2 separate regions of the Homo sapiens genome follow, and region 2 is linked to region 1. Evidence: read pairs that join two places in POLR2A ChIA-PET (ENCODE). Cell type or tissue: OCI-LY7. All regions are shown on one strand. Links, peaks and the distances in the headings refer to the core of each region. The heading gives the core; the rest is flanking DNA. Region 1 has its middle 89 kb from the start of CXCR4. Region 2 has its middle 160 kb from the start of CXCR4.

Region 1 (9,318 bases), core at 934-8,933:
ACTCTTTTGTTGCGGGGCTTAGGTATGACATGATTGTATAAATCTTGTTCAGTGTAGATGGTCATAGGGGACAGTAAGAATGAGAGGAAACACACAGATTCTGAAGAGCCATTCAAACAACGATAAGCTGAGGTACCACAGACAAAAAATATTCCTAAGGGTAGGCAGACTATTCGTGTGGGAGGAGTTACCCACCTGATGGATTGGGAGTTGGTTGTGTCTATAGTATTGCTAAATTTTACACAGGTGAGGTCAGGATCAGTCAAAGGAACCTCTAAAAGATCCCCTTGAGTGGCATAGGTTTTAGCAATTACTTATTGGCAGTTATGTTTTATCTTTTCTTCACTGTCTGGAAGAAATGTGGCTGGGTTAAGAGTTGCACAAGTGCACAGTTGCAGCACTGGCCCTTCAACAGAGCCTGATATTTGTCAGTTTTAACTTTCAAAAAACAAACTCTTTGTTTCATTGATATTTTATATCATTTTCTTTATTTCATTCATTCTGCTCTGATCTTTTTTTTTTTTTTTTTTTTTGAGACAGTGTCATGCTTTGTCACCCAGGCTGGAGCGCAGTGGTGTGATCTCAGCTCACTGCAGCATTGACCTCCTAGACTCAGGTGATCCTCCTGCCTCAGCCCCCCAAGTAGCTGGGACTGCAGGCATAGGCCGCCATGCCTGGATATATATATATACTTTTTTTGAATTTTTTGTAGAGACAGTGTTTCGCCATGTTGTCCAGGCTGGACTTGAACTCCTGAGCTCAAGTGATCTGCTGTCTCAGCCTCCCAAAGTGCTAGGATTACAGGCATGAACCACCATGCCCAGCCTTTTCTTAATTCTATATAACATGCTTATGCTACAAATTTTTTATATTATATTTTATTTATTGTTTTCCTAGATTTAGAAAGTATTCTACTACTTTTAATGTCTCCCAGTTTCCCTCATTGCATTATTTTGATAGTTATATTGTAGTGTTAGTCACATCAATATTAATATTCCTTTCACTGTGATTATATCAACATTATTTATAGCAGAGCCAAATAATGTACTACAGTTACAATTCCTTCTGTTTTGTGAATGTTGTATTTCCCCTGTAGTTAATAATTACCCTTTTTTTTCTTGGTATTGATATCTGTGACTAATATGTCCCTAAAGTCTTTACCAGAGTTTTAAAAGATCTCTCAACATTGTTGAAACTCTCAGATAATTTATCAGTCTTAGCTTCTTTTTGAAAGACATTTTTTTCTGGAACCTTATTTCTTTTATTTTTAATTTTTTAATTTTTTGAGACAGAGTCTTGCTCTGTTACCCAGGCTGGAGTGCAATGGCGCAATCTCAGCTCACTGCAACCTCTGCTTCCTGGGTTCAAGCGATTCTCTTGCCTCAGCCTCCCGAGTAGCTGGGATTACAGGCGCGTGCCACCATGCCCAGCTATTTTTTTTTTGTATTTTTAGTAGAGACGGGGTTTGGCCATGTTGGCCAGGCTGGTCTGTAACTCCTGGCCTCAAGTAACCCACGCACCTCGGTCTCCCAAAGTGCTGGAATTATAGGCATGAGCCACCATGCCTGGCCCTGGAACCTTATTTCTATCTGATTTCTTCTCAGGTATATTGAGATTTCTCTTCATCATTATGTTTGGAATTCACTGGGCTTTTTCTCCTAAAGGTCTTGTGTTAGTTCAGGCTGCTGTAACAAAGTACTTTCGACTGGGTAATTTATAAGCAATAGGAATTTATTGCTCACAGTTCTGCGGGCTGGGAAGTTCAAGATCAAGGCACAAACAGATTTGGTGTCTAATGGGGGCCCATTCCTCATGGATGGCACCTTCTATGTGTTCTCACATGGCAGAAGGGCAAAAGAGGCAAAAAACCTTCCTCAGGCCTCTTTTATAAGGACACTAATCCCATTTATGAGGGCTCCACCTCTTAATAACAACACACTGGGGGACTGGGTTTCAGCATACGAATTTTGGAGAAACACAAACATTCAGACCATAGCAGATCCTTTATCTTTCTCTTTCTTGGTTTATCCCAGTGGTGTGCTGGTACATGTAACAACCACCTGGGGGTCAGGGAGGGTTGAGGGGGATGGGAAGCCCTAGTTCGTAGTGTTTGCTGATTTCTGTGGTATCAATAGTCCCATCATGGCTGGTTTTAAGTGACCAATGTGATGTCACTAAACTCAGAGTTGAAAAGAGATAATCTTGGGTGCTGGCCTGAGCCAGCTACAGCACACCACTGGGTTACTCCCTTATTTTGATGGAACACATCTACTACTTCCTGAAAAAGGGTACATGGGAAGTAAATGTTTTGAAAACTTCACTTTTTTTTTGGAAAATGACTTTTTAAACTTTCACACTCAATTGACTTTGTCTTGATATTAAAATCTAGCTGGGGAATAGTTTTCACTCAGAACTTTGGGAGTGTTGCTCCATTTTCTTCGAGTTTCCAGTGTTGCTGGTGAGAACTCTGGTGCCATCCTGGCCTCATCCTTTTTATCTTATTTTCCTTCTCTGGAAGCCTTTAGAATCTTCTCTTCATCCCTGATTATATACAATTTCATGATGACGGATTCCCTGCCACTTACAGTTCTATATCCTTAGCAGATCCTTTTCATTCAGGAAGCTCATGTCCTTCAGGTCTGAGGAACTTTATTCAATTTCTTTAATGGTTTCCTCTCTTTCATTCTCTCTCTTTTTTGCTAGAATTCCTGTTTGTTGGATATTGGATCTCTTGCTTTGATCATCTAATTTTCTCTTTCTCTCTCAATTGCTGAGAGGTTTTCTCAACTGTATTCCGGAACTTCTGTGTAATATTAGGCACTCCTGTCAGAGTGCTGACACTTGGGTTTGGGGCTGTGTCATACATCTGTGTTTCCTCCAGAGTGTCTGCCTGGCACAGTGCTTGACTGGATGGAGAGGCAGAATCAGCAAAGGATTTTTGATCCAGATGAACCTGGTCTTGAATCGCAGATCAGCAAAAAATCATTTCACTTCCCGGTTCTTCAGTTTTCTTGCTTGGAGCTGAGCAAGGGGGCAAGTCATTCCATGGGGAGGGAGACTAGAAAGCTTGAGGGGTGGTCTACCAGACCTGGTTAAAGGAGAAGACCTTCTTCCCATTCTTCTACCCTTTCCCCAGACTGCATTCTAAGTAGTGCATTTTAATCTTCAAACTCTAAAATTTCATGAGAGATTACTTTGCAGTTTATAGTACCCAGTGTCACAGTTAAACAATTCCATCTTGCTTACAAGGAACATTTTGATACTTAAATAAGATTACTGCGTTTCAACGATGAACTTAAATTGTCTTTTTCCAGGTGCTTTCTACATCTGACCTCTCTCAACCAAATTAATGACAAAATAATGACTAAGATTTCGTGAGCATTTTCCACATCCCAGGCCTGTTCTAAGTGTTTAACATGTATTAATTAATTTAATCCTCAGCAGCCCAACCATGTAGGCAATATTATTATCCTCATTTACAATTGAGGAAACAGGCTCCAAAAGCCGTTGGGTTACACAGCTAGTCAATGTAACGTTGGGACTTAAACCCTGACATTAACTATGGATTGTCTGCTACTATGAAATCTTCATGAAGGAGGTTCTGAATTTGGACTGAGGTCCAGGGAGGTTTCCCTAGTGGAGGAGCTGAGCATGGTAGGACTCACTCTGATGCTGAGTAGGAATGAAGAACAGGCCTTAGCAGATGCTCCAGCCCACGAGGGAGGAGGCTCCTTAGGGTCGCACACCCTTTGCAGCTGTCCCAGGAGCTACCAGAAAGGCTTGGTCAACAGAGGGGACTCTTCTGTGCGAACAGCCTCAACCACTAACACACTGTTTCACCTCAGCAGCCCTGCTCAACTCCCAGCAGGCCTTGTTTAAACAGGCAGCTTGTAGCAGCTGGGGTTGGCTCAGTGGAACGTGTGGGCAGCCAAGGATGCCCCGAGTGCAGGTGCCTGTCTCTGAATGTGCAATCATGCAAATCCGAGGACCCAGACTGATGTGAATTGAAAGCCTGGTGTTCACTTCCAATAAACTCAACTGTCTATCGCCAGAGCAACACAGGCTTCCAGTCTTCAAGTCATCAATACAAATGAGCATTTCTGGTGTTAGAGGAAAAAAGTGTGGGGTGAATCCCAATCAGAGCTTGCTCCCTTTCAGGCAAGCAGCATCTGGAAAAGGCTTTGGAGGGGCAAATACCTTTCCTAGAAGTAATTTTCACAGGAACTGTTCAGGACACAGGAGGCATTGCAGGAGGAAGGAGCAAGGGAAATCACACCATGTAGTCATAGGGTCTTGAAAATCACCTTATCCTCTCTGCTTGTTTTACAGAGGAGTTAAGAGAAAGTCAGAGAAGTTAAGGGACTTGCCCAAGGGCACCTAGCTCATCAGTGGGCTGCTCCTCCTTATCTTGAGTCCCGATTTCCTTTTAGACACTCCACCCACCAGGCTGTTTCTCTAGTTCACTGCTTTGAGCACCAGGTCACAAGTGAGCACACATACCAACAGCTCTCCTCCTGAAACCATCGAGGGAGGCGAGTGATAGCAAACTTTGTTTAGTGCAAAGAATGGAAAAGGCTGCTTGAAGCACAGAAAAAGGGAAGTCAGAGCAGGCTGTGGCGCAGATGTCTGGGCATTGCTGTGGGGACAGAGTAGTTCACAAGACACAAGGCTTGTCAGCCTCTCTTCTGAACCTCTGCGCCCAAGGATTCTCAAGGAGCATTCAGATTAGATTTTAACTATGGATGCTGTGGTTGCCGGTAATAGAACAGCTAATAAAAAGCAAAGCTGGGGTGTCATCACCCTATCAGCAGATCAACAGTCTCTTCTTTGGTCCATAGGGCTGACCATGCAGCCTTATAGCCCAGAGGCCCTGTTACATAATCTTTCCACAACTCCCCTCTGTTCCTCACTGCACTGCCCTGGCCTTCAAAGTCCATATAAGTGCTGTAGAGATAAGCCTCATTAGCCTCACAACTTGCAGTAAGTGCCAAGATCATGTTATTCAGATGCCACTGAGGCCAGTGCAAAGGGAGCTAATTAAATGGTACGGGCTTTCTAGCTCTGAATCATCAGTTCAGGTGGTTACCTTTAATGCTATCTTCAAGCTCACCTTCTAGGCTGGTCTATGTGCCTAAGCTCCCACACCATGCCTCCAAGCCAGGAAAACCAGCAAGGAAGCTCTTCTGGTACCAAATGGGGGTTACACAACTGGTATTTTTTCACCCCCATTCCTACCTTGAGGAGAAATGGTAAGTTCTGTTGGGCAGATACACGTAGGCAATTGAGGTTCTGTGAGAATGAACACCTCACATTTTAAAGTTCAAAGACTAGAAAGAATGAATGGAAAGTGAGTATGCATTTTCCATTTTAACCCAGAGCAGCCCACAAACACATTAGGATTTCAGTTTTAGGGGGAAATTGACCTGCCAACCCCAGTTCCTGAGGGAGGCAATCTGATTGGCTGTCCGTGGGTCAGGTGTCCATAGTTGGTCTAACCACCAGAAGGGCTATTGGAAGCCCAACCATGTGAACTGTGTTGGGAAGAAAAGGGGGTTGTGGCGAGCTCAGCAGACACCGGAGAGATGTCTACTCCCAATGTCTAATTAAATATTCAGGCTAAATGGCCTTTCTGTCACCAGTTAGTCTATTTGAGTTTGGGCCAGTTTTCCCAAGGCAGAACCACCATTTCATTCCAGAGTGGAATCCAGGCTCTTTGGAATAGACAGAGGGAACAGGGTACTTAAAACCATCTCCTTACAACTCAGGCTTGTAGGCTTTGATCAAATCCTTTTGTTTCACAGATGAGGAAACAGGTTCAGAGAAAAGACATGAACCTGCTCAAGGTCAGCCTACCCACCTGTAAAAGGCACTTTGTAAAGTGAAGGGACTTGGAGGGCCACCTTGTTAAATCCTTCACCAGCCATCAGCTCGCTATGGAAATGCTGACTGGATAAATAGTGTACCTCTATGGCAAGATTTGTGGCTCTCAGAGGCCTTCCCGTAACAATGCTTAAGAAGGTTTTAATGATCTGCCTACTGGGCATTTCTGAAGCATTCATTTTAGGGAAAGCCAAGGTGCTCAGACTATAATTCTGAGGCTAATTTCTCCCTGGACCCTCCTGACCTGGCAGCAAGAGGGAGTGAACAAGGAGAATGACTAGGATTGCACCAGCCCCTTGATTCTTATCCTTTTGACCTTGTGCTTCGAAGGGAGACGGGTTTGGTGTGACTTTTTACACCTGCTTCAAATGTTGTTACAGAGCGGATGAGGGAGCTTGCCATAGCCCAGTACCTTTGCCTGCAAAATATCTTGCTGTAGTTCTTATGCTCTTGACCCTGAGATCAGACTAATGCTCGGAACCAGTGGGGCGTAGATCAAGCTGGGGGTGGATATGGGAGCTGGCCGATATAAAGAAAGGGCATTGTTAGAGCTTCTTTGAGCTTTCTGTATCCCAGATCATGAGGAAGCTGAAGGATTAGGGAGGAGAAGATGAAAGGCAAGCCAGGGAAAACAGGCAAAGGAAGTAGTTATTAAAATAAAAGGTGAAATTCATGGGAAGTAAATCCAATGTTTTGTCCATACTCAACTGGATTAGGAACATGTAATGAAAGCAAATAGATTTAATGGGGTGGGGATGATTAACGTTGTCTTGCAATACATTAGGAAATGACTTTGTTCAGGAGGAGTGGAGGGCTATGAGAGGAAATTAAACTTAATTCTTATCTCCTTATGATGTTTTAGTTGCTTAACTTCTTACAACACACTTGTAAAACCAGAAAGAGAGAGAGGCCTGAGGTTTAATATGTTGTTTGCAAAGTAACTGGAGATATGAATGTCTTGAGTGTGTGCTTCAGTCTTATCAAGGATCCAGTGTTTTTTTTTCTAACAATTTGTTGTAATAAGTAGATGTCCTTAGTGGTATTGGGGACTCTGGTTAAAAATTACCTTTCAAAGAAATGAAAGTTTAGTGATTATTGGCTTCCCAGGACCCAGGTGAAATTTTATCCCCATCATAAACCTCACAACAAATCCTCTCTCCTTGGGGCCCTTATATTAATACCATGTCATTTGTACTACTCATCCTTCTATTGCATCATTTATAGTTGTGTATTGCTGGTACATTACAGTGAGATTTGAATTTTCAGACTGTTCTAATTTTGGCAGAGAATAATAATTGTGCCTTCTTTATTTTTAATAAGACATTTCTCTTCCCCACTTGCAGAAGGCACACGGCTACCCAGCTAGAATCTGTATTTCTCAGCCTCTCTTGCAGCTAGATGTGGCTGATGATAGAAGAATGTGAATTGACATCCTGTGAAGAGAAGTCCACAATTGTTCCTTATTAAAAGAATGTTTTCGGCCTTCCCCTTTTTGCCCTCTTCCCTTTATTACTGGCTAGAATATAGGCTGGCACATGCCAGTAGGATAATGGAAGAAAAGAAGGGACTTGAGTCCTGGGTTGGCTTTAGGGAATCAAGTTGTCTACCTGCTCTAGACTGCCTATCTGCCTCCTGATATTAAGTATAAGAGAGAAATTTAGGTCTTGTTTTAGACTCTGCAATTTTGGTCTTCTTGTAGCCACTTATTCTATACTTAAACTAATATAGAAGTGAAATGCTTTGTGTTTCTTCCCTTTCCTTGCTGGGCAGGCACAGATGTTTCCCCTAACCTCCAGGGAGGGTGTGAGGCTTCTGTTCTTCCTGCTTCTCAGAAGGTGGGAACTGATTTTTACTTTACTTGAGCTCTCGGTCAGATGGGTCATCGTGTTTATGTTGAGGGAATAAGAGGAGAAGAGGGTTTGAGGAGGAGGTAGAGGGAAGGAAGTGCCTTGGTAGAAAGAAGGATTTATTCAGTGCCAGTAAGAATGTGGGCAAGGGGAGTGCAGAGAGGGAGAAGGAGGGAAGCACAGGGTGGCCTCAAGAGCTGGAACCAAGCCTGGGAAGTTACTAAGGAGAGGGTGGGTCTGCTGTATGGGTAAAGCTGGGAGAATGGAGCTGACAAAAGACCAGCAAGAGAAGTGTTGTTCAGGCACAACAATGAAACTGATAATGGCACTTGAGAGGAGCCCAGGTTTCTGCCAGCAGAGCTTGCAGTAGGTGTCTGGTGATGCTTTCCTTTCATCAACAGTTGGCACCTTGGCCCATCATTGCCTGACCAGAGTGACATCCATTCATGCTCCAAGGTTTTGCTCAGTCCCCACTGATTACCTATGTACTTCTTCTGTGTCTTTTACCCTAGGATACTGCTGAACTCAAGATAAGGCCAGTGGTTGCACAATTCCCTCAACATCTTGACTTGGGGGTAGACCTGCCAGATTTAGGATAAAAAATACAGGATTCCCAGTTAAATTTGAATTTGGAATAAATAATGCATTTTTTTTGTATGAGTATGCCCCATGCAACAGTGCATGCATTCTACGTGGCAACCCTACTTGGGGATAGAGGGAAAGGTTGCTAGAAATCTCTTGAGCTAGGCCAATGGTAATAATACCCCAACTGCATTACTCTTTCATGAGTATAGATAGGCTTTCTTAGTCAGCTTGGCTGCTATGACAAAATAGCTTAGACTAGGTGGCTTATAAATAGAAGAAGTTTATTTCTTACAGTTCTGGAGGCTGGAAAGTTCAAGATCAAAGTGCCAGCAGATTTGGTGTGTGGTGAGGGTGGCTTTTTGGTTCTTAGATGGTACCTTTTTGCTGTGCCTTCACATGGTAGAAGGAGCAAGGCAGCTCTCTGGGGCCTCTTTTAAAAGGGCGCTAATTCCATTATCTGATCTAATCACCTCCTAACAGCCCCATCTCCTAATACCATCACATGGATGATTAGTTTTTGACAGATGAGTTTTGGTTGTGAGGGAGGATCACAAATATTCAGACATAACAATGGTACAAATCTAAAGCAGGAAGATTGATTTCTAGTACCACCCACAGCATGAGGAAGTCAGGGTTCCCTTGCCTTATCTCCCCAACCTGACTGTAAGATTCTTGGGTGTGGGTTGGGGGACAGGCACTAAGTCCTACACATCTGTGTGTTTCACTCAGCACAGCACAGGGCTGAGCACATGGTGGGCATTCAGTGAAGACTTACTCCCAAGTGGAATCCAAAGGCTGTTTGCTGAGTTGGAGGGAGAACTGGACCAAGAGTCAGAAGATGAGGTCCTGTCCCTGGTATTGTCTTTAGCTTGGCATGTGCTTTTGAATGATCTTCTCTATGTCTCCGGGCTCTGGTTCTTTTAGGCATAAAACAAGGAATTTAGATTAGAATTTATGATTTTCAACTTGAGCCCTTTAGGAAAGCGGGAGAAGTAAGAAGAGATAG
Region 2 (9,318 bases), core at 443-8,442, 72 kb after region 1:
ATGTCAGTCATACCTCAATAAAGTGGTATAAAACATAAAAGAGTATAACTGTTCTTCACAGACTCTTCTGAAGTGCTCATAACTTTCCTAAGAACATTCCCAGCATCTGATCATCACTGCAGAAATGGTGAAAACAAGAGGTCACCTCCTATATTTTCAAGACAAGAAAACAGAGAAGCAAGTGTCAGTCCTGGGATTCATCCCCAGGCCTCCTGGCCATCTGTTCAGGTTTCCTTCCTGCAGACCAGGCCATCTCAATGACCTTCAGAAGGTGGCCAAGGACCCTGTGATTCTGTGACATGGCTGGCCAGTCATGTTATACTGTGTCTGTGTATTTATGTGTACCTATGGTAGACATGAGATGCTCTGTCCAGGTGTCCAGATCTTCCTTCAAGAAAGAAGGATCAAACAGCCTCCAGCATCAGGAGCTTCAGGGTTGGCCTCAGCTGCTGAGAACTGCCTCACTTGCGGTCAAATCTTTCCAGGACAACCTGTGTCAGATGACTGAGCAAGACGGGTCATAAAAGTCCGGCCACTTTGGCCTCACTTGGGACAGCTCTGACAGGCAATATTTGATCTGAAACTTCCTGCCAGATTGGCAGGAGCTTTGTCAGGCCTGCATCAACATTTGCCTTCTCCCTCTGCCCGATCCTGCATCTGCCCGCTTCTTTCCACAGGTATGGATACATAGTAAACATTCTTACCTCATATTCTGTCCCAGCATCTGCTTCCAGACAACCCAGCCTGTGACAGTCCCCTGTCTTTTCTCTCCCATTTGACAAAGAACACTGTCAGAGATTAGAGAGACAAGACAGGCTGTAGATGAATGGCCCACTGGCATATTTTGATTGGCCTGTACAGTTGTATTAGTCTGTTTTCATGCTGCTAATAAAGACATACCTGAGACTGGGTAATTTATAAAGGAAAAGAGGTTTAATGGACTCATAGTTCCACGTGGCTGAGGAGGCCTCATAATCATGGTGGAAGGCAAAAGGCATGTCTTACATGGCAGCAGCCAAGACAGAAATGAGAGCCAAGTGAAAGGGATTTCCCTTTATAAAACCATCAGATCCTGTGAGACTTATTCCCTACCAGGAGAACAGTATGGGGGAAACTGCCCCTGTGATTCAATTATCTCCCACGAGGTCCCACAACACTTGGGAATTATGGGAGCTATAATTCAAAATGAGATTTGGGTGGGAACACAGCCAAACCATATCTGCAGTGTGGTTTGTATACAGATGAGTCAGTATAGAAAAATTGGAATATTACCCATAAAATCTAAATTTCTATATTCTATTTAAAAATTAGATGATCAGGCAACATTGGCCCTTTATTCTTGAATAAGAGACTATTGGTTGGGGCTGAAGAGTGGCTTCCTCCTTTAGAGAGACGAGTTCTCCAGCTTGTCAAAGTCCCCAGAACTTTCTACAGACTTGTACCTGTTCACCTCCCTCCCTTGTGTTATCTCCCTGACTCCTATGAACATCTGAGCTTTTCTTTTGACAAATATAGATGGTTCAACAGATGGAAAGCAGAATCTTTCCTGTGCTACCATATCTTTTTGATTCGATATGGATCTTTAAGAATTGGATTTCTCTCGGTTTAAGGCCACGAGAGCCTTTTGCTGGGTCCTTGGTTTAGCTAAGCACTCAGGGCCACTATCGCTGCCCTCTGTCACTCACCACCCCCAGAAAAAGGTGTTCTCCATGGACACATGGCAGGGAACAACACATACTGGGGCCTGTCGGGGGATAGGGGGTGGGAGGAGGGAAAGCATCAGGAAGAATAGCTAATGGATGCCAGGCTTAGTACTTAGGTGATGGGATGATCTATGCAGCTAATCGCCATCCGTGGCACACGTTTAACTATGTAACAAACCTGCACATCGTGCAAATGTACCCCTGAACTTAAAGTAAAAGTTGGAAATAAAAAAATAGAAAAGAAAAAGGTGTTCTCTTCAGTGAGGTTCATGTCAGACACCGCCTACATCGAGAAACCATATTTATTTCTTTTTACAAAGAGTATCATATTTTTTCACTATAAAACTCATTTTTATTATTGAATATTTGTTACCCTCAAAGGCTAACATTTTTCCAAAAATGAATATATCTCTCAATGTGCTTAGGTTGATAGTGGAGCCCTCCAGCCAAAGAAGCAGAATAACCAGAAACTCCTCAAACAGGGCCATGCCACCTCCCTTCTTGTCACCAATATTGCCTGTGGCCAGGTGTCCAGAGCTATATGGAAAGCCTCTTTGCCAGCCAAGTCTAATGCCTCTTCCCCCCGAATAAATTGCTTCTGCTTCTTCAGGGGGTCGTAATTATGTAAGACTCAATAATTATATAACAAATTGCTTTGAAGTGATTATTTAAATTATGCATTGGCAGGAATCGGGTATTCAACTATAATGAGCTTCATTGGTTATGAAAATGTCTTCTCTGAGCTGATACAATAACTGCTTCTGTCTGTTGCTGTTTGAAATATGGGCCAGCTGGAAGACTTCAAAAACTTAGATTGAATCACATTCAGAATATAAAAGACATTGTAAAGGGGTTGGCTCCCTTTGTATCTTCTGTTCCTGGGCAATAAGGGTCCTTAGCCTTGGCCACAAAATGGGGCTCTGATGGGGCTTCCTGCTAGGACAGGTGGAGCTGGTGCCCAAAGAACCAGATCAGTACAAGGCTAGGGGGACTGTAGCTTTCCAGCAGGAGTTCCCTTGGCATGAAGAGCTTGAGGGGGACCTAGACCTCCAGGCATCTGGTCCCCTTTCTCCTCCCTACCTGCTCAGCCCACTTGGAGAAGGAGATGTGTGTTTAGTGGGCTCTGTGCTGTGCTAACCCTCCCACAGCTTCCCTGAAGGCTGCCGCTTAGGGATGGCGGATGCTGGGAGTGTGTTGGAATGCCTGTTCCCAGGTGAATCATTACTATGTGGAGCCCCAGCAGGCTGGAACAGGCTGGCATGGTCCAACGCAGAGGAGTAGGAGGAGCCCAAACCCCTCAGCCCATGAACTTGCCTCTCTCACACCCAGAGCACCTGGACCAACCAGGAGAAGACCTTCGAGATGAACCTCTAGCAGCCAAAGGCATTCAGGTTTTACCAGAAGGGCCTCCAGGAAATCTTGACAAATAAGGGCTATGTTTCTGGCCATCGTGGCCTCCCTAGGCCAAGCATTGGCAAACTTTTTCTGTAAAAGACCAGATGGTAAATATTTTAGGCTTTCCAGGGCCCGGACTTCTCCCTCTCATATTCTTTGTGTTGTTGTTTAAACAACCCAGTAGAAATGTAAAAACAATTTGTAGCTACTGGGCTGTAGAAAAATAGTCTTCAGGCTGGATTTGGCCCCAAGGCCAGAATTGCTATATCCCTGCCTGGTGCAGTGGATTCCGTGATAAACCACTGGATTTTTCTGCTGTCCATGCTGAAGCCATGGAGATCTGATGGTGGGAAGCCAGCTTTGAATTTCAGATCTGATAGCTCTTCTGGAAAAAATGGAAAAGGATCGAACAGCCACATGCCCATCTCAGATCCTCTGATCCTGCAGCTGGGGTAACTCCATTCTCTTAATGCCCGCAGCTCCTGTAGAGCCTTCTTGGCAGTCAGTATTTACTGCCTGGCATTTGTAAGGATCTTTTCAGGTATACTAGAGCTGTATACATCTGCCTACACCCACCCACCCACTCCAAGAGTCCCTTGAGGGCAGAAGTGGCAAGCTTTCAACCACTTCATCTCTGGCCAGCACCGAGAACAGTGCCTGGGACCCTTGCAGTAGATATTGTGCTGACTGAGTGGTGTCTGATGCCCCCTGTGTGTTCCTCTTTTCCCCTTTCCTGCAGTGAACCCCAGGAAGTACAGAAGGTTAAGATATTTTGTGCATTGTGGGGTGTTTGGCAAGGTGTGGCCATGCAGGTGTTTGCTTAGACCTCTCTCTTGGTTCTCTGTGTGTTTCTCTAGCAAAACACATAGCAGCCTTTGTGATCTGCTCACCAAGAGTGGAATGTGGCTGCCCCTCAGTTTGGAGGAAACCAGAACCCCTGGGCCAGGCTGTGGCTCCAGTCTGAACACAGGTTCCTCAGATCTGCTGCTCCTCAGCTTTCTGGGATCACTGGTTGAGAAGCCGGGATTGCTTTGAAATCAGAAGCCTGACTGCTCCTTCCCAAGACTGCATTCACCTGTTTGGACCCAAGTGTATTGCGATTGGCTTCACCCTGTGCTTGTGGAAATGTCTGTATTTGAGCCTTAGCCTAGGGGTTCTCATTCAACTCAGGATATTTTGTTCTCTCTTGGAGTAATTTAAGGATTATTTCCTCTCTGAGATTATCTTTTTAGATGGCAAGATTTTCAGAATCCTTTCGGTTGCTAGCAATGGAAATCACTGACTTAACTGGCTTGAAGGGCAAGCAGCATTATCTCACATAGCAAGAAATCCAGAGGCGGAGTGCTGCAGGTGTGGTTAGTTCAGTGGTTCCATCTTGCCATTAAGGAAGAAGCTCTTTCTTCTCTTTGCTGCCATACTTAGTGTGTTGGTTTAGGCTTTGCATGAGCTTTCCTCATGGGTGAAAAATGCCTGTCACAGCTCCAGGTGGTGCATCATCATGATCACATCCAAGGGGAGAAAAGGGACTGTTTGCTCTCGTGCATCTTTGGTCCACAAGAAAAATTCTTTCCAGAAGTCTCTTACCGACTTTCTGTCATTAGCCATAAGCATGTCCTAGGTCTATGCCTAAATTAATCCCTGATATGATGTGTGAATCACCACAATGGTTTTAGATCAACCATGTCTCATCCTCTGGAACTGGGGCCAGGGTTCCTGGGAGCACAAGGCCCTACTGAGGAGTGTAGCCACCTGCATGACATTGGGGTTTTGTTGGGAGAAAAAAGAAAGGGAGCACCCAGCACCCATCAAAGTGTCTAGTACAGCAAACATTCCCCAGAATCTTTCCTCCTTGAGATGCTGAGGGACACAGAGCCTTCTGAAGTTCTATTAATAAAAGAGAAGTTTTAGAGAAGGCTGCTTGGAAAACTCCTATGGGAATACTGTGAGCTACTCCTTCTTGCCCCATCCTGCTTTTAGACAAGAACCATGGGTCTGTCTAATCCCACCTTAGTATATTGGCTTTGAAGACAGCTATGACAGCCATTGTTTATTGAGCATCTACTCTGTGCCAGGCATTGTGGGAGGGGCTTTGCACATATGGCTTCTAATCATGCAGCTACACTGGCAGGGCTGCGTTATTGTCCTTATTTTACAGATTAGGGAACTGGAATCTAGAGACGTCGAGTAGCTTGCCTCTGGCTGCACGGTCTGTATAGGGCTGAGCCAGGAGTCGGCAAGCACTTTTAAAGCATCTGCTTTGATCTAGGCACTGTACTAGGTGATGAGAATGCAAAAAAGAATCAAATATGGTTCCCACCATCAGGGAGCACATAGACATAGCCTGTCCCTTCTGGAAGGTCACCCAGTATAACTAAATATGTGTCGCTTGTCCAGGCTGGAAAACATCTTTGGAAGTGTGAGGAAATTAGGCAGTGTCTTGTGCCTTCTACCTAAAGACCTCCTGCCTCCTGTCAGGAAGCCTAAAGCTTTGCTGAATAGCTTGGTAAAGGAATTAGGAGCATGGGCTTTGGTGCCAGAGTGTGTGAGTTCAAATCCCATCTCTACCACTTTCTGGCTGGATGATTATAAGCAAGATACCTTGTGGGCTGCTACGAGGTAAAATGAAAGAGACCTTGTGAAAACACAGGAGAAGAGCTTGGTAACAGTTAGCAGCTGTTATTACCAATTTACGTTGCTCTTCAATGCACTTTCTTATCAGGTAAGATATCAGAGGCCCAACCTCCTAATCCCCTTAGTCTCTTAGCATTTTGCACCCTCCCCCAGGTTTGGGCATTGATGTCATAGGCTGCAGCTTGTAGATTGCTCCAGGTGGTGCCCGGCACATTGAGCTGCTTGATGCTAGCTCTTTAGTGTGAATGACAAGCTTGTCAGCCAGCTCTTACTGCAAGTGTGATTTCCTCCTGTGTGATGGCTGCACAGGGAGGCGATGGAACAGAAAATGAGCACCTCTCTTCCTCTCTCAGGGCACTCTTTGGCTTCCCCATGCTGGGTATAAATGAAGCTGCCTATGCTGAGAGGCCTGGGAAAGCCTACTGCTCCCTTCTAATGGGGAGATGGGACCCAGTGGGCAAGAAGGCAGGCAGGGGAATCCTCACGCCTGGCTCTTGTCTCTTGTCACAGACTTGAGCTGTGGCACCAGGAAGTCCCCTTGCCTAGGTTTCCTCTCCTGTGAACTGGGAGGGCCTTATCAGCCTGTAATCTCACTGAAAAATCCCCTTTGGGGGGCGGAAATGGAGATGGGTATCTGAGAAATAGGGCAGCCCAGACCTGCCTCCAAGGCAGCTGGCCCGAGATACCCGCCCGAGGAACCCGCAGGCCGCAGGCTCTGCTGGGCGTGCTGGACCTTGTCTGCATCCCTGTCTGCTCTGCAGCTTTCGACGCAGCTCATCCATCTGGAAAACTGCCGTGGGATGCTGCTGCCCAGGGGGCTGAGGGGTCTCATCGATCTTGGGGAAATAATTAAGGCCCGCAAAGCCTTGCCGGGCTCTATCGGTGCAAGGTGCTATTAAGAACAAGATAAAAGCTTTGAGCCTTGATTGAATCTGGAAAACAAGGCCCATGCAGGCATTTTTCTTTGTCATGGTGTCAAAGGAGAAGGGAGAGTCCCAGGGAAGAAGGAGGAAGATGAAGGAGCAAAGGAGAAAAGACAGTTTTTGAGACAGTAGACAAGAGCCTTGGGAAAAAAAAAAAAGCAAAACCCACTAAAATTGCCTGTGCTTTTTGCTTTCTTTCTTAAGGGGACACTGTGAAAGAGGAGTGGCGGCTTTGAAGGTGACACCACACGCCACCTTCTCCTGTTTGTCCCCAGTGTCTCAGGTGAGCAATTATCACCATCATTCCTGCAGAGGGAGTTTGCTCCTCCAGCGGGAAGTCCGACTGTGTTCCTTGTGGTGGTGGCCTCCTTGCCCCTGGCTCAGGGTCTTTGTTGCTTTCTTTCTTTCCTCTTGTGCATTGCTTTGCTCAAATGTTTGCAGGAGGAGGGTCTGCTCGGAGGCCAGGCCAGTGCTGGGCGGCCCCCTCCTTCCTTAGAACTTTATTGTGCTTTTGCTCTCTTTTTACTGCTTGGCTGCAACAAAGCCAGCTCTCAGGGCTGAAATCCAGCTGAGGAGATCTGATTTCTCAAAAGCCATTTTGATCTTTTCACTTCAAAGGTAGGTTTTTTCACGCCCGAGCCCCAGTTTGGTGGCCCCAGACCTGCCCTTTTGGGCTGTGGGTCTGGAGGGACCTGTGGTCTCTTCTTTACATGCTGTTGGGAGAGCCTGGGGTCCTGGCACTGGGGCTGCCCAGTGCCAGCCCGGGCAAGCCTCCGATGTAGGGAGATTTGTCCTTGATGTCCCTGGTCTCCAGCACCCCTGATGCCCTGCCTTTTCCTTCTGTCTGGCTCAGCCCTATACATCTCCCAATTGCCAAAGCCCTTCTGCTCCCCAATCCCCAGTCATCTTATGAACATTGGCTCTCAGGAATGAAACTGACCTTCGGGGTCTTCTTCGGAGGACTTCCTTGAGAGCTCCCACCTCCCAGCCACCCTCCCCCACCCAAGGTGCCTTTCCTCAGGGGCCCTACTATATTCTGTAATGCTCGGTAAGTTCCCTTATTCAGTTCCCACCACATTTTGCTTAATTATCCTTTTTCCTCCCACGACCCTCAGGAGATCATGAGGGCCTTGAATAAAGGAGCTGTTATTCCCCCATATGCAGTCCCAGTGTCTAGCACAATGTCAAGCACATAGTAGGTTCTCAATGCATGTCCAGTGCATTAGTGAGTTCCTTCCTACAGCTCTCTCAAGCTGTCCTAGGGGTTGCTGAGGCAGCTCAGGGGCAAGCCAGCTTGGTGGAAGGAGAAATGGGCAGGCAGGTGGGGGGAGAGAGACAACATTTATTCTGGATCGCCTCCAGCCCATCAGGTAATTTCCAGACCCAGCCCCTGCTTTGTCCACAGCAAGTTTACTTTCATTGATTTTATAGTTCTATGTGCATATAACATTATAAATATTATGTCTATCACATGTGATAGGCAATAATATAGTGTATATGTAATATTCATATATGTATAATATAACATGTCATACATATGATATAGTATGACGTGTACAAACATACATATACAGATTTTTTTGTGAAAAGGGTTCTGTTTAAAAATTAGTTTAAACATCGAGGTCTTGAGCTTTTCATCTAAGGTCTTCTCTCTCCCGGGGGCATTTGCTTTTGAAGTTGTTACTCATTACCGCTTGGACAGTGGAAAGCTTTGTTCTGATTGAAGATGTTTTAGGCTTTTACCTAGTTGATGAAAGCATTGCTTTTCGGATGGTGACTTCTTTCCATTGTACCTACCACCCATCTCCCCCATACATCAGCAATCCTGGCTGGTATTGAGGAATGAAGAAGGGCATTGGATTCTCTGAGGTCACGAAACTATTAATGTTATTTATCTCAGATGATTTTTGTTGTTGTTGTTTGGTTTAGAATCTGGCCAGATGGGAGGCCAGGGTTGACTGGGTTGCTGTAAGGAGGCATTGGAGTTCTGGCCTCTCTCACTGGCCTGCTAGGGGGCAGCTGGCTTTTTCAGCTCTCCACCCACTTTCCTCTGAGCTGCCCCGCTCCCATTTAGCACCCCAGTGACAAGCACCTCCATTACTGTGCTTCCTAGATGCTGGGCCTCCTTCCATGAGGGGTTCCCCTGGGCCTGCCCTTCCCAGCACAGGAGTCCAAGTGCCCACCTTTGGTTCCTGATCAAACCCCACTGGTCTCTGTTCCAAGGTGGGATAGTGGCAGAACACTGAATTAGGAGCTAAGAACCAGGTACTGAGTCTTGAATTACTCACCATCTGTGGGACCTAGGGTTCATCACTCATTCTGGAGTCTCAGTTTGCTAGCAGGTTAACAGCCATAATCACCCAGCCTTCCTACCACAAGGAGAGGCTCATCTGAAACCCTAGATTGGTTTTTCTTAGGTTTCCTGCAATTAAAATCTTCTGGGAAGCTTTTAACATCCCAATTCCCAGACCACGCTCCCAAACCAATTAAATCAGATTTTCTGGAGATGAGATCCAGACGTCAGTATTTTTTTAAAGCTCCCCAGGTAATTTGAATGTGAAGCCAAGGTTGAAAACCACTGTTTAAGGTCAAAGTATTTATGGATATTGAAAATGAAAACAGATTCTGAACTTCCCTCCATTTTCTGCTAACTAATCTGCAGTAGT

Evidence for each region. ChIA-PET counts read pairs that join two places held together with the same protein. Peaks named below come from ENCODE experiments on the same cell type or tissue, not always from the same donor. Only the 100,000 strongest peaks of a DNase experiment are listed, where the experiment ranks them.
Region 2: POLR2A ChIA-PET joins it to region 1 with 6 read pairs; 2 of 35 experiments call an interaction of 5 or more read pairs at or near these places.

The regions. Positions count from the first base shown.
Region 1 is chr2:136,202,936-136,212,253 of GRCh38, forward strand. No RefSeq gene overlaps it. Among named protein-coding and RNA genes, the nearest start is that of CXCR4, 89 kb to the left of the region's middle. In OCI-LY7, for the core only: CTCF peaks have their summits at 3,622 and 4,240; DNase peaks (open chromatin) are centred at 2,870, 3,906 and 4,536; H3K4me3 peaks cover 2,811 bases; H3K27ac peaks cover 4,244 bases.
Region 2 is chr2:136,275,461-136,284,778 of GRCh38, forward strand. No RefSeq gene overlaps it. Among named protein-coding and RNA genes, the nearest start is that of CXCR4, 160 kb to the left of the region's middle. RefSeq lists an enhancer at 6,807-7,308. In OCI-LY7, for the core only: no CTCF peak of the experiment used is centred there; no DNase peak of the experiment used is centred there.